Linked DNA regions of Mus musculus: region 2 is linked to region 1. Evidence: chromatin loops called from intact Hi-C (ENCODE). Cell type or tissue: heart. All regions are shown on one strand. Links, peaks and the distances in the headings refer to the core of each region. The heading gives the core; the rest is flanking DNA.

Evidence for each region. A loop is a pair of places that touch in the nucleus more often than their neighbours do. Peaks named below come from ENCODE experiments on the same cell type or tissue, not always from the same donor. Only the 100,000 strongest peaks of a DNase experiment are listed, where the experiment ranks them.
Region 2: it touches region 1 in a loop (1.9-fold over the local background); 10 of 42 quality-filtered maps call a loop at or near these places.

Annotation. Positions count from the first base shown.
Region 1 is chr11:32,320,014-32,328,337 of GRCm38, reverse strand. No RefSeq gene overlaps it. Among named protein-coding and RNA genes, the nearest start is that of Gm46275, 19 kb to the right of the region's middle. In heart, for the core only: CTCF peaks have their summits at 3,481 and 6,953 (motif pointing right); DNase peaks (open chromatin) are centred at 3,517 and 6,987; H3K4me3 peaks cover 477 bases; H3K27ac peaks cover 957 bases; H3K27me3 peaks cover 589 bases.
Region 2 is chr11:32,213,710-32,222,033 of GRCm38, reverse strand. It overlaps Rhbdf1 (rhomboid 5 homolog 1), which reads left to right. Exons shown (of 18, transcript NM_010117.2): 2 at 5,752-5,892; 3 at 5,970-6,100; 4 at 6,911-7,124; 5 at 7,432-7,641; 6 at 7,730-7,852; 7 at 7,925-8,082. The coding sequence starts at 5,776. Among named protein-coding and RNA genes, the nearest start is that of Rhbdf1, 4.4 kb to the left of the region's middle. In heart, for the core only: a CTCF peak has its summit at 4,997 (motif pointing left); DNase peaks (open chromatin) are centred at 643, 3,203, 5,083, 6,093 and 1 weaker place; H3K4me3 peaks cover 1,677 bases; H3K27ac peaks cover 2,456 bases.

The sequences.
Region 1 (8,324 bases), core at 78-8,077:
TTAAAATACCTAAGAGTTGTACTGTTAGTCTTTCCCCGGTCCTTCCCCAGAGGAGCCTCTGGCTCTTTACAAGGGGAGCTGTACACCAGGGAAAGGAAACAACCAGAGTTTCCAGGGTCTATTGGAGACTGGTTCTGAATTGACACTAATTCCAGGAGAGCCCAAGAAACACTGTGACCCTCCTGTTAAAGGAGTGATTATTGAAGTTTTGACTGAAGTCTGACTCACAGTAGGTCCAGTGGGTCCTCACACTCATCCCCTGGCTATTTCCCCAGTCTGAGAATGTATAATTGGGATAGATATACTTAGAAGTTGGCAGAATTCTCACATTGGTTCTCTGACCTGTGGAGGGAGGGCTGTTATGATTGGAAAGGCTAATCGGAAACCTTTGGAGTTGCCTTCTGCCAGGGAAATAGTGAGGAAAAAACCAGTATCATATTCCTGGAGGAATTACAGAAATTAGTGCCACCATTAAGGACTTGAAAGATGCAGGGGTGGTGGTTCCCACCACATCTCCCTTTAACTCTCCTATCTGGCCAGTGCAGAAGACAGATGGATTGCGGAGAATGATAGGTGACTACTGAAAACTCACTCAGGTAGTGACTCTAATTGCAGCTGCTCTACCAGATGTGATGTCCTTACTTGAGAAGATCAACACAGCTCCTGGAACATGGTATGCAGCTATTGATCTGGAAAATGCCTTTTTCTCAGTACCTATCTGTAAGGACCATCAGAAGCAATTTGCTTTTAGTTAGCAAGGCCAGCAGTATATCTATACAGGTGGGTTGGTTGTTTGTTTGTTTGCTTGTTTGGTTGGTTGGTTGGTTTGGCTTTGGTTTTTGAGACAGGGTTTCTCTGTGTAGCTTTGTCTGTTCTGGAACTCACTATGCAGACCAGGCTGGAAAGAGAGCCACCTGACTCTGCCTCCCAAGACCTGTGATTAAAGATCTAGCCTGGATCCCGAGAGAGTAGGCTGCGTTCTTAGTTAACCCGATACTTTTCCGCCCGTGAAGAACAACTGAGATTCCTCCTCCTGATGGATCTTATGCAGTCTTACCCTCCAGCTCCCTGGAGTGGTCCCTTTTTGTATTTTCCTAGAAATTCTCAGAAGTTGACACCATAAAATAGAATGGTCAATTAAGCAAGGAGACGATAATGAAAGGTCACACGGTCTACTGTTAAATAGTCCATTTGACTAAGGAAATTGGCCTTCCATTGCTGAGAGTAATTGCTGCTATAACACATTTACTGAGTTCGGTCGGGATTACAATGTTGTTACAAAATAATTTTAATTCTTTCCCATAATGTTCCAGTGTAACTCGTCTATGGAAAATCGCATTGAAATGCTCACTAAGTTGTTTTTATGCTGGCCAAGGTCATGAACCCAGAAGCACTCTGCCACACATACAACAGTGAAGCTGTCAGTGTAACAGCAAGTTTCTCAATAGGAACTTTAAGTCAGTAGAGGACAGTCTGACATATTTCAAACTGTGAGAGAGACGGTAGCAGTCATCCTAGGTTGCTAACGCTGTTAAAGCACCCTTCTCAGTGTAAGAAGGGGAGAACCACTAAGCCAGCATGACAGAAGACGCTCCTATGTCTACTAATTTTTATGTTAGTTTTGTACTCTGTCATTTTGATGAGAGTGCTCTTCAACTCTGCTTTTGTGGTGGAGTCTTCAGGGTCTCTTTGATATGGAATCATACCATCTGCAAATAGGGCAGTCCTTCTTGCAGGCAGCAAACAGAAGGGCCATATTTTATACATTCAGTGTACTAATCTGTATTTTTTGATTGGAGAATTGAGACCATCAACATTCAGAGCTTTTAATAAAAATTATATATTAAATCCTACCGTTTTGATTTTTGTAATTGATGCTTTCCAAATTCTCATTTCTTATTTACTGTTCTAATGTGGTTTATTATTTCCTGTGACCTCCTAGAAGTGTTTATTTTTCTCCCCTGGTTAGGATTCCCTTGAGGGTCTTCTGATAGCTGTTATCCACCCCAATGATTTCCTGGGTACCATCCATCTTGGCTCTGTCATTTAGCTTCCTGGCTGTACAATCTGTTATAGAGAGAGACTTCTCTGCCTGTGTCTCTGGTTTCTAAATTGCACTTCACTTTGCATGTCTATTTCTCTATGTTTGGGAATTATAGGGTATGGTTCATTGAATGACCTTCAGTGTTATTTCAAGTTCTCCTCTTGTCCAGACCTTCGGGATTTGTCCTTTGATGACATCTCAGAGGGCTCCGATGTCATGAACAAACTCTTTAATTCTTTTCATCATTGATATTTGAATGCAGCTTCTTATCAGCCTTGTCCTCATCCCCATGTTCCCCCTGCTTGGTGGCCTCATCCCTATGTCCTCCCCCTACTTGGTGGCCTTTTGGTGACATTTTTCACTGTGCTTTTTATCTGATTTATCCAGTTTTCATTACAACCTTTCTATGTTTTGTTTTTTCTTTCTTTCTAAGTCTCTATTTTTTTTGCCGAAAACTTCTTTGATGTTGCCAAGTTTTAAAATCCATATTCTTGATTTTTCTCACACATTTTGGTGATTTTTCTTTTAGTTTATGTTGCTGACTTTCATCTCCAGTCACTGACCAGATTTATCAGAAAACAACCTATATCTACACACACACACACACACACACACACACACACACACACACACACACACTGACTGCATGTCAAGCAGAAAGGAGAGTTGGGGAAGAGGAGGGAGACCAGTGGGAAGGTTAGAAGGAGACTCTTTAAGAGAGTGAGGTAGGACCGGGATGTGGAAGACTGAGAGGGAGGGTGAATTTGGCTAAAGCACCTGACATTTTTGAGATTATCTTAAGGAAACTCAGAACTATGTACAATGAATATACATTAGTAATAAATAAAACAAAAGAACAACCCAACCCAAGGGGGAGGCTTCCTACAATCCCAGTAGAGTAGCTTTGAAAATATATTGTTTACAAAGTAACATTGTTTCCTTTTTTATAAAAAGGTAGGAGTGCACCATGGGAAGAATAGACTAGACACATCAAACGGCTGACATTGGATGGAGGATAGGAAGGGAAACAAGAAGGTGGAATCTATAGGTTTCACAGTTTTGATTTTGATACCAAAACTTGCTTGATGTGTCATAAGGAAGCCAGGGCTGGGGTGTGGCTCAGTAGCTTGGTAGAGCTCTGGCCCAGCATGGCAAGGTCCCAATATCACACAAAAGAAAATAAACAAACAAACAAACAACAACAACAACAACAAATAAACATCAAACTTGAATTCATGGGAAGAGTATTACATGTGAAATTATAGATAGAAGCATCCGTAGGGTTGTGGCAGTTATATCTTAGCAGGACACATGTCAAAGATGAAAAGACCCCCAGAACCTAAACTAAAATTTCGAAGAGTTCGTGGGCAAAGAGCCAAGTGCATGCTGGGTGCCTGTTACACCGCTGTTCTCCTTGGAGCTGCGAAGTTCCGAGTCCCGCCACACGGGGGTGCTCGTCGCCTTCTTATATCTCCGGTAGCTGCAGTGTCCTCCTACACTCGACCCACACTGCCACCTTGTTCCAAGGTCCTCAAGCAGACAGGACAGTGATGGGTCTAGGAGGGTACAGTTTTGTGGGGCTGTGGGAAGAGGGGAAGAAGGGGGAGGGAGAGACTCCGTGTCCAGCCAGAGTTCCTCCTGTGCTCTGGGCAGGCGGATGCGGAAGGACTGCCGGACACTTTCCACTTGGCCTCAATACTGAAAGAGAGGATGTGGAAAGAGCAGCAAACTTTCTCTTTCCCCAAACTACAAAAAAACTACAAGAATAAACTTTTTCGCTCTGTCAGTAGAGTCCTTCGCGCTGTCCCGGGGCAGACATTTGACTCCATTAATCTGTCTTGTTTTCGGACATTTGCACAGCTAGACGTTATTTTGTGGGTTGTAAGGACATGACTGCTGTTGTGAGAATCTAGACTCTGAATTCACCCTGACCTGTGTTTGAAACCTGAAGGCCAAGCAGACAGTGTGATCTTACAGAGCAGCGATCTAACATCTCTTGAGTTTTTGCCATCTCTTCATCTACGACACAAGGAAATTAGAGTACTTTTTTCCAGAAACTTGTTTGCAGAGATTTTAAAATCACCATGAAAAATGTCACACGAAAACAATTAGAAATGTCACAGTGGGTGCTAGAGAGATGGCTCCGTAATTTAAGAGCACTGCCTGTTTTTTCCAGAGGACCTGGGTTCAACTCCAAGCAACACATGGCAGCTCACAATTGTATGTAACTCAAGCTCCAGAGGTTCCAACATCCTCACATAGATAAGTATATGCAGGAAAACACCAGTGCAATAAAATAATAAAAAATTAATTTTTAGGAGCCGGGCGTGGTGGCACATGCCATCTGTAATGAGATCTGACTCCCTCTTCTGGAGTGTCTGAAGACAGCTACAGTGTACTTACATGTAATAAAAATAAATAAATCTTTAAAAGAAAAAAAGACTCTGTCTCAAAAACAAGTGAATGAGTACATAAGTAAATAAAATTTTACAAGAAAAGTTCTGGCCACAGAGAATAGGTTTCCTAAAGTACCTCCCCAATATTGTTTTAAAAGAGAGCAATTAAAAGATTTAAAAGAGAGAGGGGCTCCTTCAGAGCTGAAACCTATCACTATCACCCTGGTGTTTCTTCTTTTCTTTTCTTTCTAATAATCAATTTTTTTTTTTCGAGACAGGGTTTCTCTGTGTAGTGCTGGCTGTCCTGGAACTCACTCTGTAGATCAGGCTGGCCTCGAACTCAGAAATCCGCCTGCCTCTGCCCTTCAAATGCTGGGATTAAAGGTGTGCGCCACCGCTGCCCAACTTCTTTTTATTTAATCCAGGTCCCCAGTCCATGGAATGGCACAGCCCACATTTAAAGCAATTCCTCTCGGACATGCCTGAGGCTTGCTTCAGTGATTGCTGGAATCAAATTAAGTTAATAACCATTATAAACGATCACAGCTCCACCTTTTGTCAACTTGACACCCAAACACACTGCTTTTAAGCCATATCCTTCTACTCCCTGTCTCTATAGGCTTGTAGCTATCTTATAACGCAAAATTTATTCAGCCCAACCTCAAAAGTCCTCTGGCCAATACCTTTCAACACTATTCAAAGGAGAAAAATCAGACTCTCAACCGAGACTCAATCTCTTACTCTGGCCTCCTATTAAAAACCGAAACAAAACAAGCTATAGACATCCAATGTACTGTAGAGCAGAGTGAAGGTTCACATTCATAACGGGAAGAATGGGGCAGAAGGAAAGCTCTGCCCAAAGTGAGTCAGACACCCAGCAGGGCAAACACCAAATCCTGCAACTCCACTTTGGGTCCAGGGCTTGTGGTAGAAATGTCTCAGATCCATGGTCAGCCCTGTCCGATGTGCTGTCTGGGCCCAGACTCTCTCTTGGGTCCATCCCACACCCGCAGCTTTCTTTGGCAGATGCTGCATGGTTCTAGGGTCTCCACTGGAGAGTAACCGCCAAGGACTTCCTTGCGGGTGGACCCAGTGATTCTCTAGATCTGTGGTACAAGGCTTATGACTCTTGCCATCCTGCATTCTTCACACCCATAAAACCAATGCCCTGTGGATGCTGTCACCAAGTTATTCTGCCTTCTCTGGGTGGAGACCACAAATGCACTGGCTTTTGAGTGTTGGCATTGGGAAACACTTCCCAGAGTCATTCAACCAGCTTTTATATGGCGTTCTTAGTTTGGACACTTTCCTCTTAAATGAACTTGCATATTTGCAGTATGGAGTTCTCTGGGGTGGGTCTTACACCCAGGGCACCTTTCCTGTCACCCAGGGTCAGCTTCTCTTCCATGCTGCTCATCTCCTTAATAGTTACACCTGCTGTGTCACCTGCCTGTCCTTCCCTGGAACTTTAATCTTACCTGCACACCCTTTTAACCAAACTTCAAGGATGCCCCTTTTTCTCTCTCACGAGAGGCCTCAATGAGAACAGCAAGCAATGACCTCGCCACAGCCCAAATGAGCTCCCGATTGGTCTCCTGTCTGGAGATTTCTTCTGCCAGACACGGCAGCCTGTTCTCCTTAAGTTAAACCCCACTCAACTCAGGACATAGGCAGAATGCACTCAGATCCTTTGCCAAAATATATCACACAATGTCCCCTAACTCACTACCTGATAGAATGTTTCCCCCAAAGCCTTGCCGAGTCTCTACTGTCCACGTTAGTCTGTGCTTACAGTATCCCAGGGCCTTTCTAGGATAAAATTCTAAGTGCTTCCATATGCCTCCCACAAACCAGTCTAAAAGGTCTAAGAACCACATGGTCGGGTTTCTAATGCTCACTCCCCACCCCATTCCAGGTACCAATTTTCAATATTAGTCACTTTCCCGGTTGCTGAAACGACGGGCACAACCAATTTAAGGAAGGGTTTACTGTGGCTCACAATTCTAAGGGGTACAGTCCGTCATGGCAGGAAGGTACGGTGACAGAAGCGGAGGTTGTCACATCGTAGACATCCTGGGAGCAGAGAGAGCTTGCGCTCAGCCGCTTTTCTGTTTATGTAGTCCAGGACTCCAGCCCATGGAATCGTTCAGCCCACATTCACCATGGCTCTCCCATCAGATCCAGGACTGCTCATGGCTTCAGTTCAGCTTTGTCACATCTTTGTCCTTACGTGGTATAAGAATCTCCCCTGGCACTCAAGAAGCTACCCAAGGGCAGTGAGGTGCCTTCTAGTCCCACCAGAGTGCCACTGTGTCTGAACTGACCTCCAGCAATTACACAGGTGACATCAAGAGCAAAACCGTCTCCTACATCTCACAGGTCTGAGTGCGGTCCTACAAATAGACATTTAACAAGTATTTGGTTGTGCAAAGGCAAGGTGATGCTGGAGGTGGTGACGATACTGGAAAAGCCTTGCACCTACTTATAGTGGCCTGCAGGGGGCGCCCCAGAGACCTCCTGCCCGGTAGTCATAAACAGCTGAGAGTGGGCCCCAAGGTGGCGCCACTGGCTTTCTAATGAGAGGGGAGCTAAGCTTACTGTTTTCTTATATTCTAGGTCCTCCACCATGTTGCAGTGTGGCTCGAGGCTCTCAGCAGAGGCCTTCAACCCTCCCACCCTCCAGCACTGTGAGCCGAATCAAGTCTACTGCTCATCCATCTCCCAGACCCAGGAACTCTGTAGTGACAGAACGCGCACCAAGAAAGTGAAGAAAGGTGCTTTGTGGTTAACTGGTCTCATGGATGGGAAGTGCTTGCTTGAGATTGCCCGGTGTTGTCACATATGGGAAGCAGAGCTGGGCAGAGTTAAGCCAAGACGAGTGCCCTCTCCCACAGGGCAGGGCAGTGTGGGTAGGGGAGGACTGGCTGTTCCCAGCTTAGGCTTCTAACCCGTGCTTGTGAAGGAATGTCTGGTGCAGATCACCTGTTCCCTGCATGAGCTCCTGGTCTGAGAGGTGATTGACAGCTTGCTCCGTCTGAGGCTTGGTGACAGTGTCCTGGGTCCATTGTCTCAGTTTCCAGATAGTTCCAGACAAAACCAAACACAGCTGCTTTAGGGGCACACAGGAGAGAGACGGTCTGCTATTTTAAGACAGCCACTGAGTTCTTTTTCACAGCCCTGGAGCAGCAGAGCAGACCACAGGGGAGCGGGTGAGTCACAAAGGGTCAGGGAGGGCTTTGGAGGTGGAGCAGCAGAGGTCTGCCTAGGCTTATGGACAGTTCAGGGCACACCAGCACCCGTCCTTGTCAATTAGGCGATGCCTCCATGCCACTAGTGGGGAAACCGAGGCAGGGATGTTGATAAGGGGGGAGTTGTGAGGAACAAATCTTCATGTACTCAAGTGATGCCATGTGAGCCTTCTCCCCAGTTTAACTGGTCAATAAAAGGCTAGAGCCTGTGACTGGGCAGCAGGGGAGGGAGAAAGGTGGGACTGGAGGTTTAAGAGAGAGGGTTGCAGGGAGGGGGGGGCTGAGGAGGAGGAAGATGCCATGGTCCGGAACCAAGTGGCCAGGAGAAAGACCCAGTAACAGGGCATTACAGCTGGGGAATGAGCTAGTATAGCCCTAACTCTGCCCAGTCTGGGCACACGGCTCATAAATAAAATATCTGATTGTGTCTCTTTTATACAGGCTTATTAGGTTTGTAAATTATTACTTCAGACTGCTTTCCTTTGTAAGTGACAGAAGTCTCCTGTTTTGTTTGAGCTAGGGGATTATGTTGGTAAAAGAAAAGCAAATTGTAGACACATGGAATTTATACAGCAGGTATTTAAAAAAAAAGAAAACAACAACAACAACAAAAAAAAAAAAACCATGGCTGAGGAG
Region 2 (8,324 bases), core at 96-8,095, 110 kb after region 1:
ATTCCAGCCCGGCGCCCCACAGAAATAGCCCGTGGTCGGATCGGCGCGGCCTGGCGGGCGGGGCAGCGGAGTAGCAGCCCCGCCGGGTCCCCGGGGACAGGAGTCCGGGGGCCGCAGCCGCCCTGAGCGGCCCCTCCGCTGCCAGCCCCCACACCCCATGCCCTCCGTGCTCCCAGGGCCCCGAAGGTGGCGTCTGAAACTCTGCACAGAGAGCGCGACTTCGGGCCACAGGGTCCGCTTCCTCCCACTCACGGGAGTAACAGTGGCAGCTGCGGGCCGGGGAGCTCGGCTGGGCCTGCTCGGCCCGTTTCAGCCCGGTTCGCATCGGCAAACTCGGGAAGTGCCTCCAAAGACATCTCCTGCCCTGTACAGTGGCCCCGGGGGCGAGCCCGAGGCCACAGTCGGGATCTTGAAGTAGGCCTGGGCGCGGTGGGGTGACCGCGGACCCCAAGGGCTCAGGGATAGGCGAGAGGGCCTGTCTGTCCTGCTGGGAGCACGCTAGTAGAGCTGGGTGGAGAACGGTCAAGGGACTCCCCCTAGGCTTTCTTTCCGCTCAGATAGTCCGGACCAGAGTTCCTGCTCCGTGTGCCTCTTGGAGTAGTGTGTCTGTCTGCGTGGGCGGGGCCTGGATCCGGAGGCCCCCCGCTCTGTCCTGGGAAAGCCCCCCCTCCCCACTTCCTGTTGAAGCCGGGAGAAGATTCTAGGATGAAACTGGCTTTTCAGGTTTAGACCAGCTAAGAAGTCGGGGCAGTCCCAGGCTAGGTGCTCCCCACCTCCATGGGGCGAGCCTCAGCCCCTTGCCCCCGCCCTTAAGCCTAGAGGATGCTGGGGAACTCAGCAGCTGGCCAGTTCTCAAGAGGTTGCAGAGGCTGAGCCCTATGCTTACCAGGGTCATTCTGGGCAATCCGGGTAAGAGGGCAAGGGTGTCGGGTAGGTCCAGTACAGTACAGGGTAGGGTAGTACAGGTTCTGGCACCAGTCCACAGAACTCCAGGCAGCCTCCATGGCTGGCTAGCTCCTCTGCAGGAGCCTTACTGGGAAGTCCACTTGGGTGAGCCAGTATAGCTCCCCTCGGGGTCTAGAGGTGCTGGTTTGGGTCTCCCATTAAGGGACAGTCAGGGCCCTCCCTCCTATCGCCCTAGCTCTAGTCCTCAGCGGAGCCCCTTCCCTTGCCCAGCCCCAAGTGCTCTGCAGCCGTTGGAGCTAAGGATCCCTCCCAGTTCCCTGGCAGACCTGGCCGAGGTGCTGAACTCCCTTGAGGCCCTGTGACCTCAGGCAGTAAAAAGCCTCTCTGAGTCAATCTGTAAAATGGGAGGACAGGAGTGATTACTTCTGCCACCGGTTATAACATCAACAGGGTTCGTTGGGCTCAGGTCTGAGGCAGGTGTCCCCGGCTTTTGGTGACTGAAGCTGTTGTTGCAGACTCAGTTTACCCTTCTGGAGCCTCTCCAGTTTTGTCCTGCTTCCTTTGGGTTCTGGGAGGGGTTTCTGAGTCAGTACAGGGGAACTCTGTACCCCTCCTCCATTCAGAGACTCAGCTGGACTACAGATTGGGCATCAGAAGTGTCCATCTTAGTGGACACTAATCCAGAATTTGACCTACAGTTAGCTCCTGACTCCAAGCCCTTTCTGAGTGGCTGGCTTAGACAGGTCCCCTTTCCCCTCTGAACCCCACCTGGATCCAGGAATTTGACTGGTATCAGAGACCCCCTGAGCTATGTGTGCTTTTGAGCTATGGATGGTGCCTTTCCCCAGGGATGGCTTCTTTGCTCTCATGTGCTCTGCCATCCCTGGTCCCTTGGGTCCCAGGGCTCCTCTAGGGACTAGGAGCTCCCTACAGACTTAAGTGAATCTCTTGTTCTGTGTGCCTCTCTGAGATGGTGGCTGGTGAGGAGTGATGGGGAGGGGCCAAAATCTAGTGTGTACTGGGGATGAGAGAGCCCCCCCACCCCCCGCTAAAGCTTGCCCTGTCCCATGCAAAATAAGAGGAGTCAGAGTGGAGCTCAAGGATGGCCTAATGGTTCACAAAGGGCCCAGCAAACTCTGTATGATCCCACTGACAGATGAAGCAAGGAGAGGCTGGGGGAAGTCACAGTGCATGTGGCGATGGACTAGCAGAGAGAGAGGATATAGAAAGCTGCTGAGTGCCTCCACCAGGGCAGGCTGAGGCTGGGTATTAGGTTAGAGAGAGGACAGGTTTCAAGCAGGATGCTGGAGTGTGCGGTGGCTGTAGCTCTCACCCAAGGATGGGGGGGGGGGTCCCATCAACTGCAGTCACTGAGTAGCCCCGCTTTCCTATGTTCTGCCTTTGCAGGGGGAGTCCTCAGGTCCATCCCATACCTCTAGCTTCCACCTGCAGCTCTGCTGTTTTGTGTTTGTTTGTTTGTTTGTTTGTTTGTTTGAGACGGGGTTTCATTATGTAGCCTGGACTGGCTTCCAATTCAGAATCTTCCTTCCGGAGCTGAGTGCTGGGATCGCAGGTGTGCAGCACCATTGCCGGCCACACCATTGTCGAAGCTTTGGCTGTCTTCTTCCCACTCAGGCATCTGCCCCTTCTGTCGATTCAGCTGCCGCTTACTGAGCACCAATGGTGCTGGGCACTTTCGTCAGCCATTTTCAGATGAGAAGATGAAGGCTTGCCAGGTGTGGTGGTGCTCATGCATCTGTAATGTGCGCGAATCTTTATCTACTTAGGAGGTGTAGGCCAGTATGGGTACATGAGATTCTGTCTCATAAAGCCAAGAAGAGAAAGCCCAGGTATGCTCTGTTGGTAAGGGGTGGAGACAACAGTTTGGGTATAGTATAGATTTTTGACCCATGTTGTTCCACCTGTCTTCTGTCTTCCTGGCTGTTCTAACTGGACTCATGAACAGGGCTATCCTGGAGGGTCTCTAGTTGACCCACCATGGAACAACTCCACAACCTGCCTCCTCCCCTTAGTCATGTCCATGGGCAAACAGTGCATTCTGAGGTGTGCCGCTACCCTACCTCTGTGTACACCTTCTCCCTCACTCTCCACTGGATTCTCGCTCAAGCTGCTTGGAGCCCTGACAAGGCTCTGTCGTTAGACTTGACTCCATACCACCTCCAACCCCTGAGCTTGCTTTCCAACACTTCCCATTTACTCTGGATCCCTTTTGGGCGGCTCCTTGTGCTTCTGGGGTGACTCATGGTGTGTGACCCCAGGCAATGAGCCTCTCCATGGGCCATGGTTTCCCACTGCACTGGGGCCAGCAGAGGAGAGAGTAAAGGCTGTCTGGGAACAAGAGCCCACTGTGTGCCAGGGGGAGATCTAGACACTGAGCCACTGTGGGCCGGCAGCGTGCTGTTCCTTGGCCTAGACTCTTTGTCTGGCCTGGTATGCCCCTCCCCCAGGCCTTGTGAATCCCACTAGCTTGAGGCCCTATTAGGAACAGAGCTTAGGGTGGGGCAAGCTGGAAACTCTAGGGAAGGGTGGGTATCCTTTCCCCAAACTGCAGGCCTAGAGTTGTGTGTGTGGATTCTCTTGTGTTTCCTTTCTCTGTAGCGTGGAAGGGGACCCCGGGAAACCCAGACATTTGGGCAGATGTCATGGGGTAAGGCCTGAGTGCTTGCTCACAGCCCTCGTGGCTTGTGCTTTTTCTCTTCACACTTGCCCAGGCTGGTCAGCTTCTCTCTGTAGGTCCTGTTAAAGGGCCATCTCCCTCCAGAGTCCCCACATCCCCACTCAGGAGAACTGGCGCTTGCCACCCTGCATTCAGGTAAGGCAGCACTGGTGGACAGCTCTGCAGGCAGGTGGGAAGCATGATGCAGGCCTTATATAGGGAGGTCCAAGAGAGTCATGGAAGTCATTAGAAGCTGTTGGAAATAGCAGCTTATATTCCCAAGCAAGGGACCAGTTCGATACCACCTAGAAGTGCTGAGCACAGGTACCCAACTTGTTGGAAAGGCCAGTTTCCAGCACTTGCACAGGTTTACTCTCTGTGATCCTGTGACTACTCTTGACTACGTTCCTTCCTGGAGCTCATGAGTGGCTGCTTGGGATGGACCAGAAGGCAGGATATGTAAGGCATCCTCTATCTTGGCGGGTACCTGGCCCCCCACTGTCTCAGCCCAGCTTTGGGGAGTTCACTGCCTTCCAGGCCTCATTTTCGCAGTGTGTGTAGAGAGAATGGAGCCTCTGTCTCCTCCAAGCATCGAGAGGGAGAGTCCTAAGTTGAGGCGTCAGCTGGCTGGTTTCACAATCTAGGGTCTGTTCAGGTCTGCAGATCTGAAGGTGAGGCTTTTGAGTCTTCTGCCCTCCGAGTCTTGCTTGAAGGAGTGCTCCCCCACCCCCAGTCCTCATCTCCACTCTAGATACAGAAGGCCCTCCACTTGGAGCAGGGATCAGGTGTATACCTGCTGTGACTGTCATTTATAAAGAGGGAAGTAAGAGTCCCTCAGAGATCAAGACCTGCCTGACAGTCAAGAGCTGGGTCTTTCTGCACTGGCTAGAACTTGGCTGGCCTCAAATGCACAGATTCTGCCTGCTTCTGCCTCCTGAGTGCTAAGACTAAGGGTGTACATCCATATGCCTGGCTCAAATGTGTGTGTGTGTGTGTGTGTGTGTGTGAAATATATATAATGTTTCTTTCAAGACAGGGTGTCAGTGTATAACTCTGGCTGTCCTGGAACTCACTGTGTAGGCCAGGCTGGCCTTGGACTCACAGAAGCCTGCCTCTGCCTCCCAAGGGCAGGTATTAAAGGCATGTACTACCAAGCCAGGCTATCTATCTATCTATCTATCTATCTATCATCTATCTATCTAATCAGAAGCCGGAAGACTACTTTATGGATTCAGTTTTCTTTTCCACCCTTTGTGATTTCCAGGGAACTCAGGCTTGAATAGGGAACAAGCGCTTTTTCCTTCTGATCTGTCTGGCGGGCCAGCTGGTGTACTACACTCTGTTTGGTCTTAGGTATTCAGGGTTCCTCAACCTGTCCCTGCCTCGATGCCTTTTTTGGCAGTTGGCGCCACCTCGTGGTCATTTATTGTGGCTTCTGCTCCAAGGGAGTTTTGTTTTGTTTTGTTTTGTTTTGTTTTGTTAACAAGGTCTTAACTGTGTCCCTGGCTGGCCTAGAACGCACTGTGTAGACTGGGCCAGCCTTGAACTCATAGCGATCCACCTGCCTCTGTCTCCTTAGTGCTGGGATTATCTGGCACCAAGGAGAGTCCTCTGCATACTGGAGCCTGCTGCCCTAGGTGTTGCTCTGAAGCCCCAAGAAGCCATCTCTTTCTCTAAATGTGGGGAGTCTTCTGTGTAGTTGATTGATCATGAACCCCACAGTGTATGAAGTGAAAGTCAGAGTGGTTACGATGGCCTGGGACAGGTGGGCTGGAGCCTTGCGCTCACAGTTTGTCCTCCTGCTCCTGGATGTGCACAGACTTACGTGACACCTGAGCGGCTTTCACTTGGGAGCTGTCAGGAAATCCTTACTACCTGCTACCAAACAGACTGAGCACTTCTTTATTTATAGGGACATCGTTACCCAGGCTTTAAGCTTCAAGAGGGCGGCAGCCCTCTACCAGCTTGTGCTCAGAGTAGGTTTATACAGTGTTTTACCCTAGATTCCTATTGTTGGAGGATCTGTGGAGTTCAGGCCCAGAGCATGCCAGCCTCTATCGGGTGCTGTGAGCACCTCTGTAGGGCTTGCAATGCTTCTTCTAGGTTTAGGCCCATGGTGTCCCTGGAGACCTGTCAGGGTTGTCACTCAGCATAACCTACACTCCCAGGCTTGTCTCACTGCGCCCGGAACCATGAGTGAAGCCAGGAGAGACAGTACTAGCAGCCTGCAACGCAAGAAACCCCCATGGCTCAAGTTGGACATCCCAGCCGCGGTGCCCCCGGCAGCAGAGGAGCCCAGCTTCCTGCAGGTAGGTTCTGGCCAGTAGGAATTTGGGAATTTTGGAAATTCCCTGGCCAGGGTGCTCACCATGACCCTGCTGTCTAGCCCCTGCGGCGACAGGCTTTCTTGCGGAGTGTGAGTATGCCAGCTGAGACAGCCCGGGTCCCATCACCCCACCATGAGCCTCGCCGGCTGGTGCTGCAGCGTCAGACATCCATCACACAGACCATCCGCAGGTACAGCACCATCCTGGCTGTTACACAGGCTGGGGCTAGGGAGGGACACTAGAGGTAGGCATACAGAATCCCTGTTAGGTACCAGGGGTGGGAATGGGGCAAAGGTCCCTTCTCTGTCAGCTTTTCTTCTCCATCTTGATCCCAACAACACTTCAGCATCCTCCTGTTCTGGGGACCCATGGTTGGCCCTCCGTCTGCCTCTCAGTTCCCCGAGTATGCACCCTCCCTACTCTAACACCCTGGCTCCTTGTAGCCGGCAGGTACGCTTTGGGCGTGTTCATACTCTGCCCCTTTTGAGGCCGAGGGCTGCTCGAAAGGCCCACCCACAGCGCCAGTCTCTCTCATGGTCCTTGCTCAGGTACCTTACGCAGGTCTTGAGTGTGTTGGTATTTTTTGGCACGTGCATGTGATGTGGCCTCTTGGAGCTGTTGGAGTGTTTGGCATTCCCTGGCTGCTCATGACAGGGTCAATGTTTTTATTTGCATGTTCAAAGACCATGGCCACTGTATTGTTGCTGCTGCAATTGCTGCTGAGTTCTTTAGTACCCTAGGGTGATGGTGGCTGCCTGAGGCCAAGGCCTCTCTCTGGACTCAGGGTTGGCTGAGGGCCTATGAGAACCTTCTACTGACAGGCATGCAGAATGCTCTAGTAGAAATTGGGGTGGCCACAGTTGGAGCTCCCCTGTCCTGTCCTTGGAGTGACTGGGGGCCTGCAGCAGAGCCCACTACCCAGGTTGACCTTTGAGGATCTTTGATTGGGGTAAGGGGACAGAATATATGGCTTCCCCTTGCTGAGTCCTTCTCGTGCCAGGGGGACAGCAGACTGGTTTGGAGTGAGCAAGGACAGTGACAGCACCCAGAAGTGGCAGCGCAAGAGCATCCGTCACTGCAGCCAGCGGTATGGGAAGCTAAAGCCGCAGGTCATCCGGGAGCTGGACCTGCCCAGCCAGGACAATGTGTCCCTAACCAGCACCGAGACACCACCTCCCCTCTACGTGGGGCCATGCCAGCTGGGCATGCAGAAGGTGTGCCGCCGCCTCCCACAGACTCCCCATTCTGCTCCTCTGCCTGGGGTGGGAGGAGGGGAGGGTTGAGGAGAGAAAGTATCCCTGGGAGCCTGTGGACGGGAAAGCAGCCAGAGTCTTAGAAAGGCTCCTGAGATACTCCCAGCTAGGGACCCTAGGAGGAAGAGAGTCATGGTATTGTTCTAGTGCAGACTCTGAATTTCAAGGGGAGAAGGACCCCTATAGGTGCCATGGATGAGAGTGATGCTCTTCATGGAAGTCTTGCCTGGTTCTATAGACTGACCTAGCTTCTTCTCCATCCCACCAGATCATAGACCCTCTGGCCCGAGGCCGGGCCTTTCGCATGGCTGATGACACTGCTGATGGCCTGAGTGCCCCCCACACTCCCGTCACACCAGGTGCAGCCTCCCTCTGCTCTTTCTCCAGCTCCCGCTCAGGTTTCAACCGACTCCCTCGGCGTCGCAAACGTGAATCGGTGGCCAAGATGAGCTTCCGGGCCGCTGCAGCATTGGTGAAGGTAAATGCAGGGGGGGCCCCGAGGTTGTAGGTGTGGAAACTGAGTGCACTCCGACTTCCAGGTCCTAAGGTCGCTTCCTTGTCCTCAGGGTCGGTCTATTAGGGATGGCACTTTACGAAGGGGACAGCGCCGAAGCTTTACCCCTGCCAGCTTTCTTGAGGAAGACATGGTGGACTTCCCTGATGAGTTGGATACATCTTTCTTTGCTCGGGTAAGAAGAGCCTGGGGGGTCGCCCCATCTCCTCTGTCTCTGGATCCACCTTGACGTCACGTATTTGCTCAGGAAGGTGTCCTCCACGAGGAGATGTCCACGTACCCAGATGAGGTGTTTGAGTCCCCATCAGAGGCAGCGCTCAAGGACTGGGAGAAAGCCCCGGATCAGGCCGACCTCACGGGTGGGGCCCTGGACCGCAGTGAGCTTGAGAGAAGCCACTTGATGTTGTGAGTGCGCCCGGTGGGTGGGGGGAGCAGCCCCACTGAGAGCCGCTGGGCTCTGGGTATGATGCTGCAGTGTTCATAGCTTGGACTTTGGAATCTAGCCTGGCCACCTTGGGTATGTCCAGGGGTAGGCACAACCCTACTTTGATGCCCTCCTACAGAACTCCCAGAGCCCAGGGGCTAGAGTCTAGATGGGAGAGGACTATGGCCCAGTTAACACTGTTGAGAGACAGAGCCTGAGTCTT